Linked DNA regions of Mus musculus: all the other regions are linked to region 3. A link is a contact called in ENCODE Hi-C or POLR2A ChIA-PET data. All regions are on one chromosome and are shown on one strand. Each heading gives the region's core, a stretch centred on a gene start or an enhancer-like site at or near the end of the contact. The rest is flanking DNA. Distances are from core to core; before and after follow the strand shown.

The links. Hi-C counts contacts between places; a loop is a spot of excess contacts on that map. ChIA-PET counts read pairs that join two places held with the same protein, here RNA polymerase II (POLR2A).
Region 1: POLR2A ChIA-PET joins it to region 3 with 10 read pairs in embryonic stem cell. The contact joins the enhancer-like site here to the promoter of Pigv in region 3. POLR2A ChIA-PET finds 5 or more read pairs at or near these places in 4 of 5 experiments (Patski and embryonic stem cell).
Region 2: a loop to region 3 is called in a map of heart, with 4 times the contacts of the local background. The contact joins the enhancer-like site here to the promoter of Pigv in region 3. A Hi-C loop is called at or near these places in 8 of 37 maps with a recorded cell type or tissue (gastrocnemius, heart, left cerebral cortex and 1 more). POLR2A ChIA-PET finds 5 or more read pairs at or near these places in 4 of 5 experiments (Patski and embryonic stem cell).

The regions. Positions count from the first base shown.
Region 1 is chr4:133,624,092-133,628,006 of GRCm38, forward strand. Zdhhc18 (zinc finger, DHHC domain containing 18) reads right to left here. Exons shown (of 8, transcript NM_001017968.2): 2 at 3,109-3,269. Among named protein-coding and RNA genes, the nearest start is that of Zdhhc18, 7.4 kb to the right of the region's middle. Within about 2 kb of position 1,805, at least 1 of the 3 ENCODE cell types and tissues checked has a DNase peak (open chromatin) inside an H3K27ac peak, as active enhancers do.
Region 2 is chr4:133,705,178-133,709,705 of GRCm38, forward strand. All of the region lies in intron 4 of Arid1a (AT rich interactive domain 1A (SWI-like)), which reads right to left. Among named protein-coding and RNA genes, the nearest start is that of Mir7227, 9.7 kb to the right of the region's middle. Within about 2 kb of position 1,939, at least 1 of the 3 ENCODE cell types and tissues checked has a DNase peak (open chromatin) inside an H3K27ac peak, as active enhancers do; it is heart, where a contact is called at or near this core.
Region 3 is chr4:133,670,345-133,674,260 of GRCm38, forward strand. Pigv (phosphatidylinositol glycan anchor biosynthesis, class V) reads right to left here and starts at 2,303. Exons shown (of 4, transcript NM_178698.5): 1 at 1,975-2,303.

The sequences.
Region 1 (3,915 bases), core at 555-3,054, 47 kb before region 3:
ACAAGCCCAGACCTCACCCCAGGAAGGTGACCAACTGCCTCAGTTTACCTCAGGTGGTTTCTCAAGACAAGGCTTTCAGTTCTGAAACTTTTCTGGTTTTTGGCAAACTGGGAGGAGCTGGTCCCATGTCTCAGGCTGTCTCTATCAGGCTCAGGGCCCCGCATTCATTCAGTTCTTGTTCCTATGAATATTTACTTCCGAGCCAGGAAGGCTTGGGGGACCTTAGTCTCTTTTAGTAAAATGTCTTTCACCTCTGACAGAAACTTCCTGGCCACACCTCAAAGCCTAGGCTTCTAGGAGTGCTTAAAGGTCCCAATAATGCCACTTTCAGACATGGCTGTTCTCAGGTGAGTCTTAGGCGCTGATTCCATACCACCTTTCAGCTTGGCTTCTCTGTACTTTTCAGCGTGTTCCAGCTAATGTGGCCTGCTCAGCATCCCCATGCCTGGCTCTGCTCTTTCCTGCTCCATCCTCTTTGCTCTTCCGCTGCCTGGAGGGCCCCTTCATGCAACTCCTTGTGCTTGAAGGCCAGGTAACCTCACAGGGTGGCAACTGTCACCTCTCAAAGCCTCCCACATAGAGGAGGTGCTCAATTCCTGGATTATCTTCCAAAGCCTCTTCAGATCAGATCTCTGCACCGAACTCGGACCTGACCCCACAGGCTTCGGATCACACTCCTGTCTTGAGACTCTGGTTGGCTGCCAGGAGCCAGCGTGTAGAACCAGCACTGGACTGCATGTCCCCGCCATGTCCTCCTGGGAAGACACCAAACCGTCTCCCAGGTCCCCAGTGCAGCAGGGGCAGCCTCCAGGAGCCCCCCCATTCCTCATCATCCTTCCACCCACCCCTTTCTTTAGCTAACACCCAGAACTCCCTGCACAGTGATGAGGTGAACCACACATCCACGTCCTTATCTCCCTTGCCCATACACCCCAGTGAAGAACAATTTCGTCATGACCGCCATGAGGCCAGGAACAGAAAGGGAAGAAGGCACGTGGGGCTGTGTCATAGAAGGTCTGGCCCAGGTTACAGGACACTAAAGTGTTTTTTCTTTTCTTTTTCTTTTTTTCTTTTTTTTTTTTTCGAGACAGGGTTTCTCTGTATAGCCCTGGCTGTCCTGGAACTCACTCTGTAGACCAGACTGGCCTCGAACTCACACTAAAGTGTTGATGAAGGATTCAAGGGAGGTGCCCATTTGCCATCCTTACACAGGAAGCCCGGAGTGTGGGGAGACGGCCGTCTCCTCTCCCTTTCCCTTCGGCCCCTTGTTTGGAGACTGCATTGGCACATCTGGCCAATGGGATCACCACCCCGCCCCCACGCACGTGGGCAGATGTGAAGACCGGTGGGACTAACCGTGGACAGTATTAGACACACAGTCAAGCTCTCCACAAACATGGAGCTCACTGTTGTTTCTGACCTAGCAGCTCAGAAGCCAGGGGGTTCCAGGCAGCCAGGCCTCTGTGTCCGGCTGAATCGTACCATAACCCTGCTGCAGGGTTAGCTTGACTGAAGGGAAGGTGAACCCAGTGGCTGCTCTCAAACTCAGGTCACAGTCAGAGGATGTAGATTGGGGGGTGGGGTGGGGGAAGGAAGCCAGTTTCTAGCGGAAGACCACGAGTGTGGCTGCCCCGCCCCACCCTGGGCAGAGGAGGTGGTATGAACAGGCAAAGTGGAGAGGTAGCCTCCTGGGACCCCCTGAGCTGCTCCAGACTCAGCAAAAAACGATTCCTGGGATTAGACATGGCTGGGCTCCGACATTTGCACGTCACCAGATCTCACCAGGCCAGCTAGGTGGTTAAACGCCTGTGTGAACACTGCCTTCTTAGGGCGACGAGCCAACCATGACCGGAAACCCTGGAGGTGTACAAACATCCGAGTCACTTCTCAGCAGGAAGGAGCTGGGGTGGGGCCAGAGGAGATGAAGGTCTCTCTGGGCCTGGAGCTCAGCTCTCTCCTCTGGGAAGAATAAAGGGTTGGTTACCCAGAGGCCCAGGGAGACAGGCTCTTTCTGGGTACCCAGCTTTTCCTTCCTCTATGCTTTTAGCTCTGTGGATGGACACTTTTCTTCTCACCACAGCATCCAGGGCTTGTCCTGATGTAGGCCGTGCCCTATGCTGCGCCCTGGCCTGCTCCCCTGCCCAGATCTGGGCCTCTTTGCTCAGAGGCTACCTCCTTCCTGGGCCTTCCCTAGTCCTGTGCCTCCTCCCTAACATCCTACTTACTTGTCACTGTCCTCCTCGTACCCTAGCATGTCACCTCGACCTCCAGGAGGACAGAGGTTACTGTGGTTTTCTTTCATTCCTCGTCAACAGCATCTGGAAGAGCTCACAGTGCACAGCAGGGTTCATTCAATAAATGTCTCACGATTGAGTGAATAAGGAGTACACAAATGTTTAGCCAAAGGTGGGGGAGGTCCCACAACCCCAGCACTTAAATGAAGGCATCTTCAGCTACATACTGAATTCAAGGCCAGCCTAGACTACATGAGACCTAATCTGGAGTGGAAGAAAAAAACGTACATAAATTTCTATGAGCAGGGGCTCAGGCCAACTGCTGTCCGAAAGCACATCACAGTCTGTGCACTTCCCGCGCCATCTTTTGTTTATTTGTTTGTTTTTCTGAGACAAGGTCTCAATATGTAGCGCTGACTGTCCTGCAACCTGCTCTGTAGACTAGGCTGGCCTCCAACTCACAGAGATCCACTTGCCTCCTGCCCCCTCGGAGCTGGGATAAAAGTCGTGTACCACCACTGCCCGGCCTCAGCTGTGTGATCTTGAACCATGTACTTAACCTCTCTGTGTCTCATTTCATGAATGAATAGGAAGAGAGTACCAGTATTGACCTCGCTGGCTTATGGAGATTAAGTAGTCAGGCATACAGGCGGCTTAAAGCATGCTAGGCACCCCAGAAGCACTCAGCTCAGTGCTGGCTGCCAGTATTTCTTGCTTACATATTTGCCTGCTTGCTCACTGTCTGTCTCCCCCTGTCACAGTGTCAGTCACAGCCTGCTTCGCTCACTGCTACATCCGTAATTCCTAGCAGAGCGGCACAGGAGAAAGCCAGGCTGCGGGACGCTGCGGGCAGGACTAGGAGTAAGAGCCTCACCGATCTGCTTCTCCAGGGCAGCGGCCTCACAGATGGTGGCCCGGGGCAGGATGCCAGGGTCCGTGAAACTGGTCTGCAGGAGACAGCTCATGACGAAGAAGAAGAGGATGGCAGCGATGATAGGAATGGCCAGGGTCAGTGTGCGGGCCAGGTAGGGACAGCTAGGAAAGAAGAGAGTTCAGGTTACTCCAGGCTCCCCGCTACTGCCCCACAGAGTACCTTCTAGAAAAGAGCCTCTCGGGGGCTGATGAGATGGCTCAGCGGTTAAGAGCGCCGACTGCTCTTCCGAAGGTCCTGAGTTCAAATCCCAGCAACCACATGGTGGCTCACAACCATCCGTAACGAGATCTGACGCCCTCTTCTGGAGTGTCTGAAGACAGCTACAGTGTACTTACTTACATATAATAAATAAATAAACATTTAAAAAAAAAAAAAAGAAAAGAAAAGAGCCTCTCCCTAAAGTGCCCGCTGGAGGTGAGTGCAGCCGCTCCCAATAAGTGCCCAGGGCAGACATTACTAGTCAATCCCGGACTTTTTCCAATGGCAGTTGAGATCTACAGATATTCTCCGTCACTCTACCCTGGCAGGCAGGCCCCTCTTCCTTCATCCCTTCCTGCCTCCAGAATTTACCAGAGAGCCCAAACTGACCTGAAACCCTCTAAGTAGCTCAGGCTGGCCTTGAACTCTTGATTTTTCTGCCTCTACTTCCCAAATACATATGGACCACCATACTTAGCCTCTTTTTGTGGCAGTACGCACACTCAGAAGGTCCAAGCAGGAAAGTCAGCAGTCTAAGGCCATCCTTGC
Region 2 (4,528 bases), core at 689-3,188, 34 kb after region 3:
CCAACTTAACTAATGGATGTCCTAGTGGTTTCTCTACAAAGATAGTATTTCTAGGTAGACTTGGCTTCTTTCCAAAGGTCCAACCACCCCACCCCACCCCTAACAAACAGAGATAACTTGGTGATTACGTACTTGGGGGTTGGAGTTCTGGGTTTGGCTGGCATTTTCTACTGAACATTATAAAAGGAAGAAATGAGTGTATGTAAGTCAACACAAGGCAACAGATTCACCCCACAGGCCGACTCAGGGATTTGCTAAGACTCTGGCTGGAAAGATTTGATCCTTCCAGAGGAAATGCCATGACCCTCACCCGCTCATCCCCCATTTCTTTCTGGATTTTCTCTTTCTCCCCAACGCCCCCTTTTGTGTGTGTGGGGGGGAGGGCGCGGGGTGGGAAATGGGAGGGGAGATGCCCCACAACTGTTTGTTATAAAGCTAAAACTACGTCTTCAAAAAAAAAAAAATCACTGCAGATAAGCTCCACACACAGTTCAAGTTCCTAGCTCATGTTTCTGTTTCCTCTGTCTGTTTCTGCAGGAGCATTTTGGTTCCAGGCTCTACTTAACTAGTTCTGGTGGTAGCAACTGCTGCTTTATGTTGTTATTGTTGTTGATTTTGAGACAGGCTTTCTCTGAATAGCCCTGGCTGTCCTGGAACTCACTCTGAGGAACAGGCTAATAATCTCAAATCGGAGACCTGCCTGCCTCCCAAGCCCTGGCATTGAAGGTGTGTGTCATTTTGCCTGGCTGCCACTGCTGCTTTCTGATTCTACCTAAATGATTTCTGGGTCATAGATCTGGAGGGAGACAGGACCCCAGGGCCAGTCTGATAGCACTTCTGGGTCACACTGACTGTTTCTGTGTACAAGTGGGTCTCACCCTTCAACCTTTCCTAAGGAACTCAAAGTCATCAATCATTACTCAACTCTTCTTTCTCTACAGCCAGACCCAGACACAGGGTTCATCCCTCAACAATCGGCTTCAGTAGCATCAGGTGACCCAGCCGAGTAGCTATGTAGGAAATACAGACTAAATCACAAAGCATACACTCCTAAACAAATGTTTTACTTGGGAGGAGGAGGGAAGTCCTTTAAATATGTCTGTCTAGATGGCCTCCTTCATTTCTTCCCTTTTTACCACCTCCCTACACACTCTCTCCATTTCTAATGTGGGGTGTTGTTATGTATATGTGAGGAGTTTGTGTATGTGTATGGGGAGGTGCATAAGACCTGGACTAGTGTGGTGGTACAGGCCTTTAGTCCCCACAATATTAGCAGTACCAGGCCAAGGCAGCTGGATGGATCTATTTGAATTTCAGGCCAACCTTTCTACATAAGGAGTTCCTGGTCAGCCAAGGCTACATAGAGATAATGTCTCAGAAACAAAAAGACTTGAACTGTTCACGTAAGCAGGAGTGCTTTCCATCCCTGTGTGCTCTACAGGCTATTCAGAAGACAGCATGCTCTACCTGCCTAACCTTCATTTTAACTCTGTACTTTAGGGAGGTTTGCACTAGGAGTACACTACTTGTCTTCCTCCGAGGCAGGAAACTTGTGTGTAAGCAACGGCTGCAGAAGAACAAGCAACAGAGGTCCTAACAGCCCAGCATGCCTAACGGTGAGGGGAAGAGGGCTCCATTTATTCCTTTCCAAATTTCTGGTCTATAGTTTCCTCTAGCAGGCTGGGGACAAACTGAAAAACAAGTCACAGTCATCATGTGGTGAGCTTCACTGGGGAAAGGGGTCACTTCTCATCAGTCCTCTTAGGTATGACCAACTCAGGAGCCATCATATTAAAGTTCAGCTGTTTCTCAGGCTGAGGTTATTCTAAAGAAAACAAGAGGGTCCAGAAAGAAGAATCTGTGAGACACACACACAGGCAGGAAGTGTAGCTGAGCCACCAGAGACTAGAATAGAAACAGGAAATGGGCCCAGGGACAAGCATGCAGCTATGTGCAGCACAGGCTCCGGAAGGCACCGGCAGTGTCGGAGCTAGAGCAGTGTGACTGGAACGGAGAAGTGGACCAGCCGGCTCTGCCAGAGCGCAAGTGTTCTGGAAATGATGCTACACGGACATGGTACACTCTGCTCAGAGCAGTCTCACAGACACGGCAGATTGATGGGGAGCCAGGACACAGAACACTCTGGTTCAATTCTAAGTGTGGCCAGACTTTTTAAAATCCCTTTGTTTACCAAAATGCTACCAGTATTTGTCACCCTTAGAAAATAAACCAGCAAATCCTAGACAAGGACTGATGGCTCCTTTACTGTGAAAAGAACAAAAGGAAATGAAAGCAGCATCGTTCAAACCCCTCAAGTTGCCCCAGTCCTAAGCATTCCCACCATGTGTTCCTCCTCCAAAAAGAGCACAAAAGTTGGCTGAGGTCAATGCAGGAGTCATTTCATGCTTTTATTTTAGTGAATACACATGTAAGCAGAGAATGTGAGGGACTCAAGCAGACATACCAAGCATGGTGTTATGCCAACACCAAAAGTGAGAGAGAATGAAGTCCCTACCAAGACCTTTCAGCTTAGGCTTGAAGCCACAACAGAAACCTGCTTGGTCATTAAAAACAAAGCTAACCACATAGCCACATTCCTATAAACTGAGCAGGCAGGTGGGTGTTCAGGATAGCCAGGTCACAGAGTTCCAGACCACTGTCAGTTATTTAACAAAGCAACAGAGATAGACAGAGAAATGAATGTGTCTTAAGCAAAAGAAATATAACGTGTGGGGTTGGGGGCTTGGGGGGACCGACCTAGGAATTATGAGGGAGTTTAAGACGGCAGAGGAATGCTAGGGGCTGAAGCCTGAGGAGCCAGGGTCTCAAAAGTATCCACAAAACAGGTGATGTAATCTCACAAGCAGCGAGTATTGGTATCTCGCTTTAAAGCTCCCAGCCTGGTATTTCTAGTCAGGGCTTCTAACTTATTAGACATGACTGCCTAAATAAGACCAGACAAGGATAACACCAACAGGCATGGAAGGGTAACCCAAGACAAAGAACTACTGGCAACTGAGGAACAGGAAGAAAAATAGCCTTCTCCATTAAAGAACACAGCAATCCGTGACCCCAATGCCCAATCTCACCTCTGAAAACAAACTTATGGGGCTGGAGAGGTGGCTCAAGAACACTGACTGCTCTTCCAGAGGGCCTGAGTGCAATTCCCAGCAACCACACGGCAGTCCACCACCGTCTACAATGGAATCTGATGGCCTGTTTTGGCATGCAGGCATACATGTAAACAGAGCACTCATACATAAAATACACAAAAATGCAAATTAAAAAAATGTCTAGAAAACATACACAGGCACACACCTTTAATCCCAGCACTCTGGGAAGCAGAGGCAGAAAATCTCTGTGAGTTCTCTGCCTCCCAGATATACTGATTGAGTTCCAGGTCTACACAGAAAAACTGTCTATAATAAAACAAACAAAACCACACAAGCATTACACAAACTGAGTAGGTTGAATTGATTTAGAATCAACCCATTTATCTATCTATCATCCATCCAACGTTTCAAGCCTTGGGTCAACTGGATGAGGTGCCTACTACTTAACAGATCAAAGTGGATCTGGCAGCCAGGTTCTCCCTACCAGTTACAAGGCACCCCTGGCTGGCATACCCAGTCCCCTACCCTGAATTCTCCGACCCAAGGGTCTGGTCTGCTCGTCACTGTATAATACAATGATTCTAGTTGCCAGCTCTTTGTTAACTTTGGGCCTCCTGGGTGCTGCATCTAGTTCCCTGGTCTTTTCACTCCCCAGCTCATATGATCATGTCCACCCTGGACTCTTTTCACAGGTCCCTGCCTCTTGCTATGCTCTCCTACATATCTATAATAAACTTTCTTCTCCACCATACTAGGACCAGTCATGTTCCTTTTTCTTTGTATTCAATTCATATACAGTTACACATGTAACAACAATTAAAGAAAAAGAAGACTTGCTTCTGAAATAGATCATAGAAGGGTTATACATTGGAAGGTTTGGAGGGAAAAGGGGAAATTATGTAATTATATTATCATCTCAAAAGGAAGGGAAGGGAAAAGGGGGAAAAGGGGGAAAAGAGGGAAAAGAGGGAAGAGAGGGAGAGGGAAAAGAGGGGAAAGGGGAAAAGGGGGAAAAAGGGGGGAAAGGGGGAAAAAAGGGAAGAAGGGAGAAAGGGAAAGGGAAAGGAAGACAGACCAATAGATGAGGGATGGGGCAGGAGAAACTGCCTGCATCCTCAGGCAGTTTCCACACCACAGGATGATACTTTGAGCACTAGAGATCCGATTTAATTTAGCATTAACCAGGATGCAAAAGTTCCAGACCAAAAGTTGTGTAAGACAGGGAGGGAGGCAAGGCTTGCTCCTATCCAATACCCACAAGCTAAGAACCCAAACACTAACTAGCCCTGGCCTATTCTTTGCAGCTCTTTAGATGGCTCCTCCCCCAAGCAATTCCTCCAGCTTACCCTGAAGGACAGCTCCCTCCAGTTGCCCTTTCATATCTACTCAGCTGTGACTTAAAAGATCTGGGGAAA
Region 3 (3,916 bases), core at 1,053-3,552:
ATAATAAGCGAATTCCCAAACCAGAGTCCCCAAAGTGGGGCACAGAACCATCCTAGAAGCCCGTAATTACTACACATGCCAGCTTCACTCTCTGATGTGTGTTCAGCTGGTCTGTTAAATTAAGTGGAGAAGGAAAAGAAAACCACTGCTCAGCAGGACTCCGGCCAGCTCCCACTGCTAAAACAAACTCGGGGAAGACAGAGTCTACCACTCGGGACGGGGTAAACAGCCATTTCCCATCTCCGCGGGAGTGGCGGCAAACTCATACAAAAACCCAGTGCCATTCTGAGGCACAGAATGCACATCAAGGCATTTCTTTAAAAACACAATTTAATAGCAGTCACAGCTCTTACTGTGTTTAAGCAAGGAGAGGAAGAGCCCCGTCTTTCTTCTCTCACGTGGCTAACACCCTCTAAACTTTTAGGCTACACTTGCTTTCTGGAATTTTCTGATCCCACCAGACAGCCCTATATTCTCACTGCCTCATGCTCTGCCATCTTTATCTTCCTATCTGTTCCTTATGAGGACGGGGGCTTTGTCTCCTAACTCTATTATATCCCAGGACCCAGCATGTAAACAGACATCTGTTCTCCCAAGTGCACGAAGTAGCAAGGACAGGATAGAGAATCGTCAAGTTTTCTGACGCTAGAACTAAGATCACTGGTCCAAGCATTTCTCCCATCGTGTTTCTGGTTAGAAAGCAAGATGGCCCAGCGGGCAAAGGCACTTGCCACTACAGTGACCCATAGGCTGAAGATGAGAAGACACTCCCACAAAGTTGTTCTCTGTCCTCACTTAGGTGTGCCAAGGCGCACCTGTAGCTCCACACATATATACATAAACATATGCACATAAAATAGAATTAAAAAAAAAAAAAGCAAATGACAAAGTCACAGAAAGCATGGGAGAAAAGAAAAAATTCTCCGCCAAGGGAACAAGACTGGTTAATAGCGGTAGTACCCCATCCTCGGCACGAGGGGGCGCCTGCTGCTTACTTCATCACCAGGAGACCGGGAGAAAAGGAGGCCCCCTCACCTCCCAACTCCATGTCGGTTTATTTAGGACAATTCAGTTTAAAGTTAAGCCGCAGGAAACAGCATTTTCTGACTACCCACGATATCTCCAACACTGGATTCACTAAACCCAAATAAATGACAGAAACATGGACACCCAACTCAAACTCAATCAATCTCTCCCTCCCTCCCTCTCTTTTCCCTGGCCTCCAATCCGCACGCACAAAGGAGGCAGAGAGAGGAAAAGTACTGAATCCACCTCTGCATCTTGATTCTCAGTCCTTCCCTCTTTCAAACTCTGGCATCAGTGGCCACAGGAGATGCAACCCACACTCAAGTTAAACAAAGTAAAATCAAGACAGTCAATTATCTCTCTAGCTATTTTGCCAACACCCCTTTGAAAGAAGCCCCTTGCCAAATCAGACTCTTAACTGGCCGGATGCTTAGAACCAACCAGTTTCATTTTTCTTTAATTTACCCGTGAAATAGGCTCCAGAGATCTCATTAGACACCAGTAAGACTGTGTAATTACCATCGCCATTTTATGGATGTGAAAACTGAGGCTCACTGGAGCCAAGTGACACGCCCACCACTTAAAGCTCCTCACGCACTGCTTTCTAAAACCTATGTCCACAGTCAGGAGAGCTTTTTGCCATAAACAAAGGGTATGCATTCCTTGTCCAGCCAGGACATCCAAGGCTTAGCCCAGAACTTTCTCCAACTGTAGCACATGTTGTTGCTGGAAGCTTATGGTGATGGGCCCTAACTGGGAAAGATCTGTTGAACTGGAGTCCTGGATTTTCTGCGGAAGGCTAATACTCTCAAATGGGTGCTGCGTTATGACCCAGAGGCAACGTGGAGCGAGCCGCCTCCTTCTGCTAAGCCCTGCCATACTGGGAGCCCGTTCCAGCCTGCTCTTTTCGGACACAGTTCCTACCCAGGACGGGACAGTGACCCTCACCCCAAGGGAGCCACGGCCCAGGGCTTCGTCCCGGGGGAATCGCGGGGCCGGGCCAGGCAACGGGGCCGGAAGCAGACGAGGGCCGGAGGCTGCAAAGGAAGAGGCGGCGCCGGAGGCTGCTATGGCGGAGGGGCGGGGCTCCTCGCTTCTCTACAGCCTCCGCCTAATTTCTCTCGGCCTGCGTTTGACAGCTTCCCTCCCCGGAGGACTCCAGAGTTGCAGAGCTGGCGCCGGATCCTCCGCGCCCGCGCGTCCAGACCACCCCCGCGGAGCTCCAACTTCAGCGCCTCCATCCGGGTCCCGTCCGTGCCGCGCCTGCGCGCCGGCTCGGCCGACGGCGGCCCCGCCCCGCTCCTGCCCGGACTCGGAGCGCCCCGCCCCCCTCCTCGGCGGCCATGTTGACCCCAGCTAGGGCGGGGGCCGAGGCGGCGGCGGTGAGTCGCACCTTCCCGGCGTGGTGACACCTGAGGAGTAGGCCTCTTGACTCGCCAGCAGTTTGTGCGCGGGCGCTGCGCTCCCGGGTCGGGGCTCTCACCCCAGTCCCCTGCCGTGAGCAGCCTCTGACTTCCCGGTGTGAGCCGAGGCTGGACCCGGGCGCTGCCCCAGAGCCACGCGTTCTCTCGGTGTTCCGCCACCCCAGCTCAGCACAGGACCTGGCACACGATAGACAATATGAATAGGCAAAAGAAAGCCTTCTTGGGGTTTTTGTGGCAAGCAGCGGTACCCTGCAACTGGATGAGAAGAAAGTAGGGGAATTCCCCCTGCCTTTCCCCTCCTGGCAATGAAGGACCTCTGCCCTGCGACAGTCCTCTGTCCCACCTCAGATGACTGTATGGGACGAGGAAGGAAACCTCAGAGAACACCCCCGAGGATTCTCCCTCAAGCAGTTTCTGTCGCAGGAACTGGCGCCAAAAAAAAGAAAAAGAAAAAAAAAAAAAAAAAAAAAAAGGAAGCTAATTGAACAAAACCGCCTGTTGGGGAGGAGCGGCCAGTTGGTACCCCTGTAACTAACGGAAACTGTTAGAACAACTTTGCACCCGCCTTAGAGGAAACAGATAGTAAATCCTTCTCCGTTGGTAGATTTCTCGTTTCTCAGGATTCCAAAGCCTTGTGTGGTTTCAGTTATCTGTCCTCTCAAACGTAGCTTGGGTCTAGGTTAACCTCTGGCCACAGCCCTGGCTGAGGGAGGGGTTTATCTTCTGCAACAGCCACAAATGTGGGTGGGAACAAAGAGATGGGTCTCTATCTCTCCAAGCAAAAAAAAAAAACAAAAAAAACAAAAAAAACTAGCCTTCATCAGTTCGGTGGGGGCCAGAAGCTGTGTCTGTCTATCATCTCAGGCCCTGGGATGTCAACTGCCCCTTGGATGTTTGCGTGTAAGGTGGATAATGTATAATTTAATGACTGGTAAAGAGAAAACAGGAGTTTCCAAAGTCATTTTTCCTCCCCCCCCCGCCCCCCGAAAGCATTTGTTGCCAGTCCTGTGAGTGAAATGTCAGTGCCTCTCTAGGCACACTTGTGACTAGGGCCCGAGGTTGTGACTTGACTTTCTTACAGTCTTCGCAGCACCCTGACCTTAAAGAAACCATCCTTGCTTCGTGAATTCACAGGGGAAAATGGCATGCAAGCTCGAGGTTCTGTCTGTCCAATAAAGAATCCCTGCAGAATCTGCTTGTAAAAAAGGCAGGGGTCCTTTTGTGAGAAGTGAGAGTGTTTGTTGAAACACCCTTCCTTAGGAGGTAGAACTTTGACTAGATCTTCAGTCGCACTTGGCTGCAATCTCTCCTTCCTTCCCTTCCCTTCCCAGCCGCCCAACCCCCTTCTCTTCTGCTGTTTCCCGTTTCATTTTCTGGCTTCTTCTCCTACAGAAGAAAAAAAAAAAAAAAAAAAAGGAAACTGAATCTTGTGCTCTCAAAGCCCTGACACTCTGGCTTTTTGGACT